Regions from separate parts of the Homo sapiens genome. Here region 1 is linked to region 2. Evidence: read pairs that join two places in POLR2A ChIA-PET (ENCODE). Cell type or tissue: GM12878. All regions are shown on one strand. Region 1 overlaps DNAH10 (dynein axonemal heavy chain 10). Region 2 overlaps VPS37B (VPS37B subunit of ESCRT-I).

Evidence for each region. ChIA-PET counts read pairs that join two places held together with the same protein. Peaks named below come from ENCODE experiments on the same cell type or tissue, not always from the same donor. Only the 100,000 strongest peaks of a DNase experiment are listed, where the experiment ranks them.
Region 1: POLR2A ChIA-PET joins it to region 2 with 7 read pairs; 1 of 35 experiments calls an interaction of 5 or more read pairs at or near these places.

Annotation. Positions count from the first base shown.
Region 1 is chr12:123,799,879-123,803,878 of GRCh38, forward strand. DNAH10 (dynein axonemal heavy chain 10) reads left to right here. Exons shown (of 79, transcript NM_001372106.1): 15 at 338-510; 16 at 1,403-1,554; 17 at 3,783-3,947. Among named protein-coding and RNA genes, the nearest start is that of DNAH10, 40 kb to the left of the region's middle. In GM12878, a CTCF peak has its summit at 1,873; a DNase peak (open chromatin) is centred at 1,994.
Region 2 is chr12:122,889,251-122,893,250 of GRCh38, forward strand. All of the region lies in intron 1 of VPS37B (VPS37B subunit of ESCRT-I), which reads right to left. Among named protein-coding and RNA genes, the nearest start is that of VPS37B, 4.9 kb to the right of the region's middle. RefSeq lists enhancers at 2,124-2,625, 2,626-3,125. In GM12878, no CTCF peak of the experiment used is centred here; no DNase peak of the experiment used is centred here; H3K4me3 peaks cover 741 bases; H3K27ac peaks cover 575 bases.

The DNA.
Region 1 (4,000 bases), 910 kb after region 2:
CAAGTGGAGAGGGCCAGGTGGGACCCCTAGGGAACAGGTGGGCTCAGATCCGACCAAAGAGGCAACTGCTCCATGTCAGATTTTCCAGTGTTTCAAGGGAAGGCAGAAGGAATTTTTAGGTGAAATTGCTCCATTTTCAAATGCCGGCAACTGAATTGATTCTTCAAAATCTCCGTTCACCAAACAAAATACATATTCCAGCCAGTTCCAGCCAGCACCCCCGTCTGGTGAAGGGCCCAGTGTTGATCTTTTTCATGTTCACTTTTGGTGTGGGTTGTGTTGATCCAACTGTCTCTTGGACTGCCCTGGCCGCGCTGATGGAATGTCTCTTCCACAGTCTTCCATCGCCACAGAGGAGCCTTCGACTTTAGAAAGGGGAGCTGTTTTTGCAATCAACTTTTCACCGGCTCTCAGAGAGATTATTAATGAAACAAAGTACTTAGAGCAGCTGGGGTTCACTGTCCCTGAATTAGCAAGAAATGTTGCTCTCCAGGAAGACAAATTCCTTAGGTAAAAAAATTCTTCTTTTAAATTAGCAGTAAGCTTTTTGTTCTTGGGACCCCTTTACGCTCTTAAAAATTATTGAGGACCCCTCCAAAAGCTTTCATTTTTGTGGATTTTATAATTATGAATTCTTACCACATTAGAAATTGAAGCTAAGGCCTGGGCGTTGTGGTGCTACCTGTAGTCTCAGCTACTTGGGAGGCTTAGGTGGGAGGATTCCTTGAACCTGGGAGATTGAGGCTGCAGTGAACCGTGATTGCTCTATCTCCAGCCTGGGAGACAGAGCGAGAGCCTGTATCCAAAAAAAAAAAAAGAAGAAAAAAAAATTGAAGCTAAGAAAAGTTTAAAATATGGGGTTGGGTGTGGTGGCTCACGCCTGTAATCCCAGTACTTTGGGAGGCCGAGGCGGGCAGATCATGAGGTCAGGAGTTCAAGACCAGCCTGGCCAGCATGGTGAAACCCCATCTCTACTAAAACTACAAAAATTAGCTGGGCATGGTGGCTCATGCCTGTAGTCTCAGCTACTTGGGAGGCTGAGGCAGGAGAATTGCCTGAACCTGGCAGGCAGAGGTTGCAGTGAGCCGAGATCGTGCCACTGCACTCCAGCCTAGGCGACAGAGCGAGACTCCATCTCAAAAAAAAAAAGAAAAGTTTAAAATAGGGATCAACAATAGTAAACCTATTTCATGTAATATAAATAACATCTTTAATGAGAAGTAACCAATATTTTCCAAAAAAGAAAGTTAATGAGAAGAGTGATGTTTTAAATTTCTGCAAATCTCTTGATCAAGGTTGGTCTTGATTGAGACCACGGTCTTTTGTAATCTCTTGACCGCAAAAGCTTTTGATGAGCTTAAAGGTGCTCTCCTCAGGTTTATGACATTCCTGTCATGTGCAGGTACACAGCTGGGATACAGCGCATGTTGGATCATTATCACATGCTCATAGGAACGTTAAACGATGCGGAGTCTGTGCTTCTCAAAGATCATTCCCAGGAACTGCTCCGAGTGTTTAGGTCGGGATATAAGAGGTTGAACTGGAACTCACTAGGTAACGTCATTCATCTATTGATTGCCTTTTAGACTTGGGATGCAAAGTAATTCTTTTAGGTTGTTTTATTTGAATTACCATTTTCATATGTTTATAGAGACAATTAACAATTTTTGAGGGTTAAGAAATACAAGTTGCGGAACTTAGAACTGATCTCCAGGCTGTCGTTGGGATGAAGATAAGAGGGGTGATATTTTCACACTCTGCAGACCCAAAGCACATTTCTCCCAAAAGAAAATCACCTTTACTTTTATTTTTTTAATTAAAAATGTAATTTGGAGGTAATTATAGATTCACATGCAGTTGTTAAGAATTACGACAGAGGGAGCCTTCGTACCCTTTAGTCATTTTCCCTAAGTAGTAACTTCTTGCAAAACTAGTTAAGATCACAACCAAGATATTGACATTGATACAGTCGAGATAGAGAGCATTTTCAACACCACAGCGAGTACTGTCAAGTCCACTTCCCTCCCATCCTTGCCCTCTCCTTAATCCCTGGCAACCATGAATCTTTATTCAATTTCTGTAATGTTGTCATTTCAGAGTGTTATATAAATGAGATAACACATAGCCCTTTTTTGATTTGGCTCTTCTTGCTCAGCCTAAGTCTTCAAAGATCTGCCCTTGTTGGATGTGTCAACAGTCTGTGGATTTTCGAAGCATACCCCACGGTATCAATGTACCATAGTTTGTTCAGCCTTTCACCTTTTGAAGGACAACTAGGTTGTTTCCGGTTTTGGCTCTTAGGAATAAAGCTGCTATAAACATTTGTGTACAGGGTTTTGTGTGACAGGAGTCTTCACTTTTTCTGGGATAAATGCCCAGGAGTGCAGTTGCTGAGTTGCACGGTAGTTGCATGTTTAGTTTAAGGTTGTTGTTGTTGTTGTTTTGAGATGGAGTTTCGCTCTTGTTGTCCAGGCTGGAGTGCAGTGGGGCAATCTCAGCTCACTGCAATCTCCACCTCCTGGGTTCAAGCGATTCTCCTGCCTCAGCCTCCCGAGTAGCTTGGATTATAGGCACCTGCCACCACTTCTGGCTCACTTTTGTATTTTTAGTAGAGATGGGGTTTTGCCATGTTGGCCAGGCTGATCTTGAACTCCTGGCCTCAAGTGATCCATCCGCCTTGGCCTTTCAAAGTGCTGGGATTACAGGCGTGAGCCACCACGTGTGGCCTTTTTTTGTTTTTGTTTTTGTTTTACTGTCATGCTGTCTTACAGGGCGGCTGTGCCATTTTACATTTCCATCATCAATATATGAGTGACTCGGTTTCTCTGCATCCTGGCCAGTTTTGCTGTCACTTTTTTTTTTTTTTTTTAATTTTGGCCATCTGATAGCTGTGTAATGATATCTCATGGTTCTGATTTGACTTCTGTAATGGCTAATGGTGTTGAGCATCTTTTCATGTGCTAATAAGCACAAATATGTCATGTGTATGGCCTCTTCAGCAACACGTCTTTTTATGTCTTTTGCCTATTTTCTAATTAGATTGTTTGTTTTCTTTACTGTTGAGTTTTGAGCATCCTTGGTATACTCTAGATACTCGTCTTTTATTGGATGTGTGGTTTGCAGCTATTTTCTCCCACTCTGTCGCTTGTCTTTTCTTTCTCGTAGGAGGGCCTCTGGTAGAGCAAAAACTGTAAATTTCAACTAAGTCCAGTGTATCAATTTTTCCTTTAATGGGTTCTACTTTTGCTGTCAAGTCGAAGAATCATAAGTTTTTTTCTCTCCTTGTGTTTTGTTTCTAAAAATGTTATAGTATGATGTTTCCCAGTATAGTCTGTGATCCACTTTGGGGTTTTTATTTTCATAAAGTGAGACCGATCGTAAGTACTTAGCCCGAGTTTACTGTTCATGTTCTTGCTGTTCGTCTAAGCTCCAGGCCAGAGGAGGCTGCGGGCAGGTGGTGCAGAGTGGAGGTTCAGGGAGCTCCAGCAGTGAGAAGACAGCTAGGCTTGATAGTCCCTTTCTCCCCATGGTGCTCCAGCCAGGACCGTGCTAACATTTGAATAGAAGAGATGCATTGCTTGGTTGATTCTGGGCTCAGGACTCCTTGTCCCAGTCCCTTAGGGTTCAAAGTGGATCTTTGCCAGCCCAAAGACCCAAGGGGTTGGAATGAGCAGGGTCTTTCCTGCAAAGGGATGCCAGTATTAACATCACAGACGTTGGTGGGGGGATGTGGAAAGACAGAGTTGGAAGCCAAATGTCTTTCTTTCTTTCTTTCTTCAAAGGTATCGGTGACTATATAACTGGTTGCAAACAGGCCATTGGGAAATTTGAGTCTCTCGTCCACCAGATTCATAAGAATGCAGATGACATTTCTTCCAGGCTGACATTAATAGAGGCCATAAATCTCTTTAAATATCCAGCCGCTAAAAGTGAGGAAGAACTCCCAGGTAGATCTGACTTCTGGGTTCTCCAGTTATGGAATTAATGAGAACATATATTG
Region 2 (4,000 bases):
AGCACTTCAGGTCAGCAGGAGAGGGGAAGTGAGAAAGGGAGTCGGGCCAGCTGGTCCGAATACCTCTCCCAGAGCCCTAGCTCAAATCCTAATTTCTTCCTAACCTCCACTTCCGCCGCCAACCTGGTCCTGCCACGCCAAGCCAGCCCACGCTTTGCTGACAGATTAACCTCCCTAAAGAGCAGTTTCAGGCCGGGCGCGGTGGCTCACGCCTGTAATCCCAGCACTTTGGGAGGCCGAGGCGGACGGATCACCTGAGGTCAGGAGTTCTAGACCAGCCCGACCAACATGGAGAAACCCCATCTCTACTAAAAATACAAAATTAGCCGAGCATGGTGGCGCGTGCCTGTAATCCCAGCTACTTGGGAGGCTGAGGCAGGAGAATCGCTTGAATCCGGGAGGCAGAGGTTGCGGTGAGCCGAGATTGTGCCATTGCACTCCAGCCTGGGAGACAAGAGCAAAACTCGGTCTCAAAAAAAAAAAAAAAAAAGAGCAGTTTCATCCGACTGCTTCTCTGCTCCAAAATCATCACGAAGCTCCTTGTTTCCTCCTAAATTAACCACCATGGGGCGCACACCCTGGCACTCCCCCTCACCAGCCCTATTTCTTGTCATTTCTCTACACACAAGTACATGCCATCTGGCCAAAGTAGACGAGAACTCGCTCGTCGGACAACCCATCCCTGCTTTCCTGCCTCTGTGCCTGTGTCACTTCCTCCTGAGCCCCCATTTTTGTCCATCAAAAGCCTACTTAGAGAAATAAATAATTCACAACAGTGGACATGGGGAAGAGCACACTGAGGGCAGAGCACAAGGCGGGGGGTTCCGCCGGTTGGCAGTGTTTACTTCCTCGGCTGGGTAGCAGGTAGACAAAGTTCCTTATTCTCTGTGCCCTCTGGTAGATATTATTCTATTTAATAATTTATTTTCTTAACGTTTACCTACCCACCAAGTCTGTCTCTTTTGTTTTGTGGGAACGTAAGTTAAAAAACAAAAACAAAAAAAGTCTGTCTCTTGCATCAGAAACCTAATGTAGCCAGAGAGCTTTTTCATCTGAACTTCAATGTCATTTAGAATTCACACGTGGCTTTTTTTTTTTTTTGAGACAGCCTCACTCTGTCACCCAGGCTGAAGTGCAGTGGCATGATCATGGCTCACCACAGCCTCAACCTCCCAGGCTCAGGCAATCCTCCCACCTCAGCCTCCTGAATATCTGGGACTACAGGTGTGTGCCACTATGCCCAGCTAATTTATTTTTTGTAGAGATGGAGTTTCGCCATATTGCCCAGACTGGTCTCAAACTACGGGGCTTAAGTAATCTTCCCACCTCGGCCTCCCAAAGTGCTAAGATTACAGGTGTGAGCCACTGCACCCAGCCTGGCCTTTTTCTTATTCTCTTTTTCAAAAAACTGTGGTATAATATACATAAAATTTTCCATCGTAATCATTTCTAAGAGAACAGTTGACAGTTCAGTGGCACCGAGTACATTCATATTATTATGCCACCATCACCACCATCTACCTCTAGAGCCCTTCATCTTCCCTAACAAACTCCCTATTCCCTCTTGTATTGTAGACATTTCTGTATTTAGTTTATTCCCAAATTATAATCTAGCAATTATGTCCTACTTGTGTATCTATCCCTTACAATGCCCTGCACAGGGAAGTGTTCAAGAGCTGTGGAACTGAAATGGAATCTTCCATTTGGGCATCAAGGAAACTACGCCTTTTAGCTAACAATAACTATTTACCAAGTGTTCACTCTGTGCTAAGTATCATATTAGGCATCTTACTTATTTCATTTAATCTACCCAACAATGCTATGAAAAAGGTTATTGTTATTTTCTCCTTAATTTCCAGTGAGGTAACTACAATTAAAAAGACTAAATACTTGTCAAAGGTCAACTACTGGTATCAAAAGCCAGTTCTGACTCCGACCACTGTGTGATGCCACCCACCACTGCACTTTTAGCAAACGCAGAAGAGCAACTAAATAAATTGATCAAATTTCATCTAAGCCAGTCTACATATTCTGAAAATTGCATCTTAATAAAAGGGAGCTGGCCTCTACTGAATGCTTCCTCTGTACCATTTCTGTTGTGACATTTAGCCTTACAAGTACTCTAAAAGATAGGCATATTATCCTTCCTTTAACAGTTGAGGAAACTGAAGCACAGGGTTTAAGTCACTTAAAGTCACACAACTCAGCTCCGTGCTTTCCATGAAATCTTGATGCCTCACTTAAGGATAAAATGACATACAACTGAATTTCAGTACATATTCCTAGGCACAGTAATTTTTTACTCATGTAAAAGGTCCATGGAAAAGATTTAAACGTAAAAGTTGAAGCCTTTACACGTACATAATGATTATAAAACATGGATAAAAACAAACTCCAGTAGTATTATACTCAAGAGTGCAAATCTTAGCTTCTAAAACAGTCTCACCAGCATTCAGAGTGTGTTTGGGAGCCGGTCCCTGGATTTAAAGCAAGGTCAATACATTTCAATGAGCCATTATGATTCATGCAGTAGCTTTCAGCCCCCCACACAAATCACACCCGAACACGCCTTAGGGAAACAGCTTCTTCCAGACCAGAGCTCTTTACTTTCCACAAAACAACCTGTCTTTCAGACCCTCAGCATTTTTGCATGCGGGCATGGGCATTTTCATGCCATGGGAACAAAGATCCCCAATTTGAATTGTTAGTGGAATCTTTAGCAGTAACCAATCAGCATTTCCTCAGAAAGCACAGTGAAGTAATTCAAGAGGTCCGGTTTAGTTGCCTAATCCCCTAAGCGACAGTTCCTTTTAAGGGAGTGCCCTGCAAGTCCAATGGGGTTAATGTTGACAGATGAAGGCACATTCCACTGCCATGTAAAAATAACTTTAAATAAAAATAAAATACATGCATATGAAACATTAGCCTGCAGCACAGACAAGAGAATAAGATCATGAAGGATATACTACATTTAGGGAATTGCATAATGAACAGGAGGAACAGGAAGAGAGAAACTGACACACAGGCCCAGAAAATGAGGACCGTAGCTCCGAAATCATGTTCACTACTTAAACTGCACTGAAACTCACACGCCACAATTAAAACAATGTAAGTGACGCATAATGAACAGCTGCACTTAAACCTAACAGTGAATGCCTTCAAAACCTAGCCACATTTTCCAGCCTCCACAAAATATCCCCTCAGGCTTAAAGAAGCCTTACTCTACAATTTAAAACACTTCCTTCTGCCAATTAAAAAAAAAAAAAAAGAAATCCTTTGGTTCAGGTTAAGAAATTCTATGCTGGGAAAGGCCTGTTATATTTACCATTTCACCCTATACCTACTCAAATACATAATCATTTTGACCACAGAAAGATCAATGTTTGGCTGGGCGTGGTGGCCCATGCCTGTAATCCCAGCACTTTGGGAAATCAAGGCAGGAAGATGGTTTAGGGCCAGGAATTCAAGAGGCAACATAGCAAGACCCCATCTCTACAAAAAAACAAAAATAAAAAATTAGCCGGTGGCAGCGGGGTGCGGTGGCTCACGCCTTTAATTCTAGCACTATGGGAGGCTGAGGCAGGCAGATCACCTGAGGTTAGGAGTTCAAAACCAGCCTGGCCAACATGCTGAAACTCCGTCTCTACTAAAAATACAAAAATTAGCTGGGTGTGATGGCGCACACCTGTGAGCCCTGCTACGCAGGAGGCTAAGGCACGAGAATCACTTGAACCCAGGAGGCAGAGGTTGCAGTGCGCTGAGATTGTACTACTGCACTCCAGCTGGGCAACAGAGCAAGATCCTTTCTCAAAAAAAAAAAAAAAGGAAAAGGTAAATGTTTTTTAGGCTAATTGCAAATCATAATTTACTCAACATTCTTGAAATGGGATCCTAGTAACTTTCAGGATGATCTGGTATTAATGATTGTCAGTCATCTTTCAAAAAGAGAACTATTAATATAAGTGATTAATTATTGCAATTACTTTTTATTGAGCCCTAC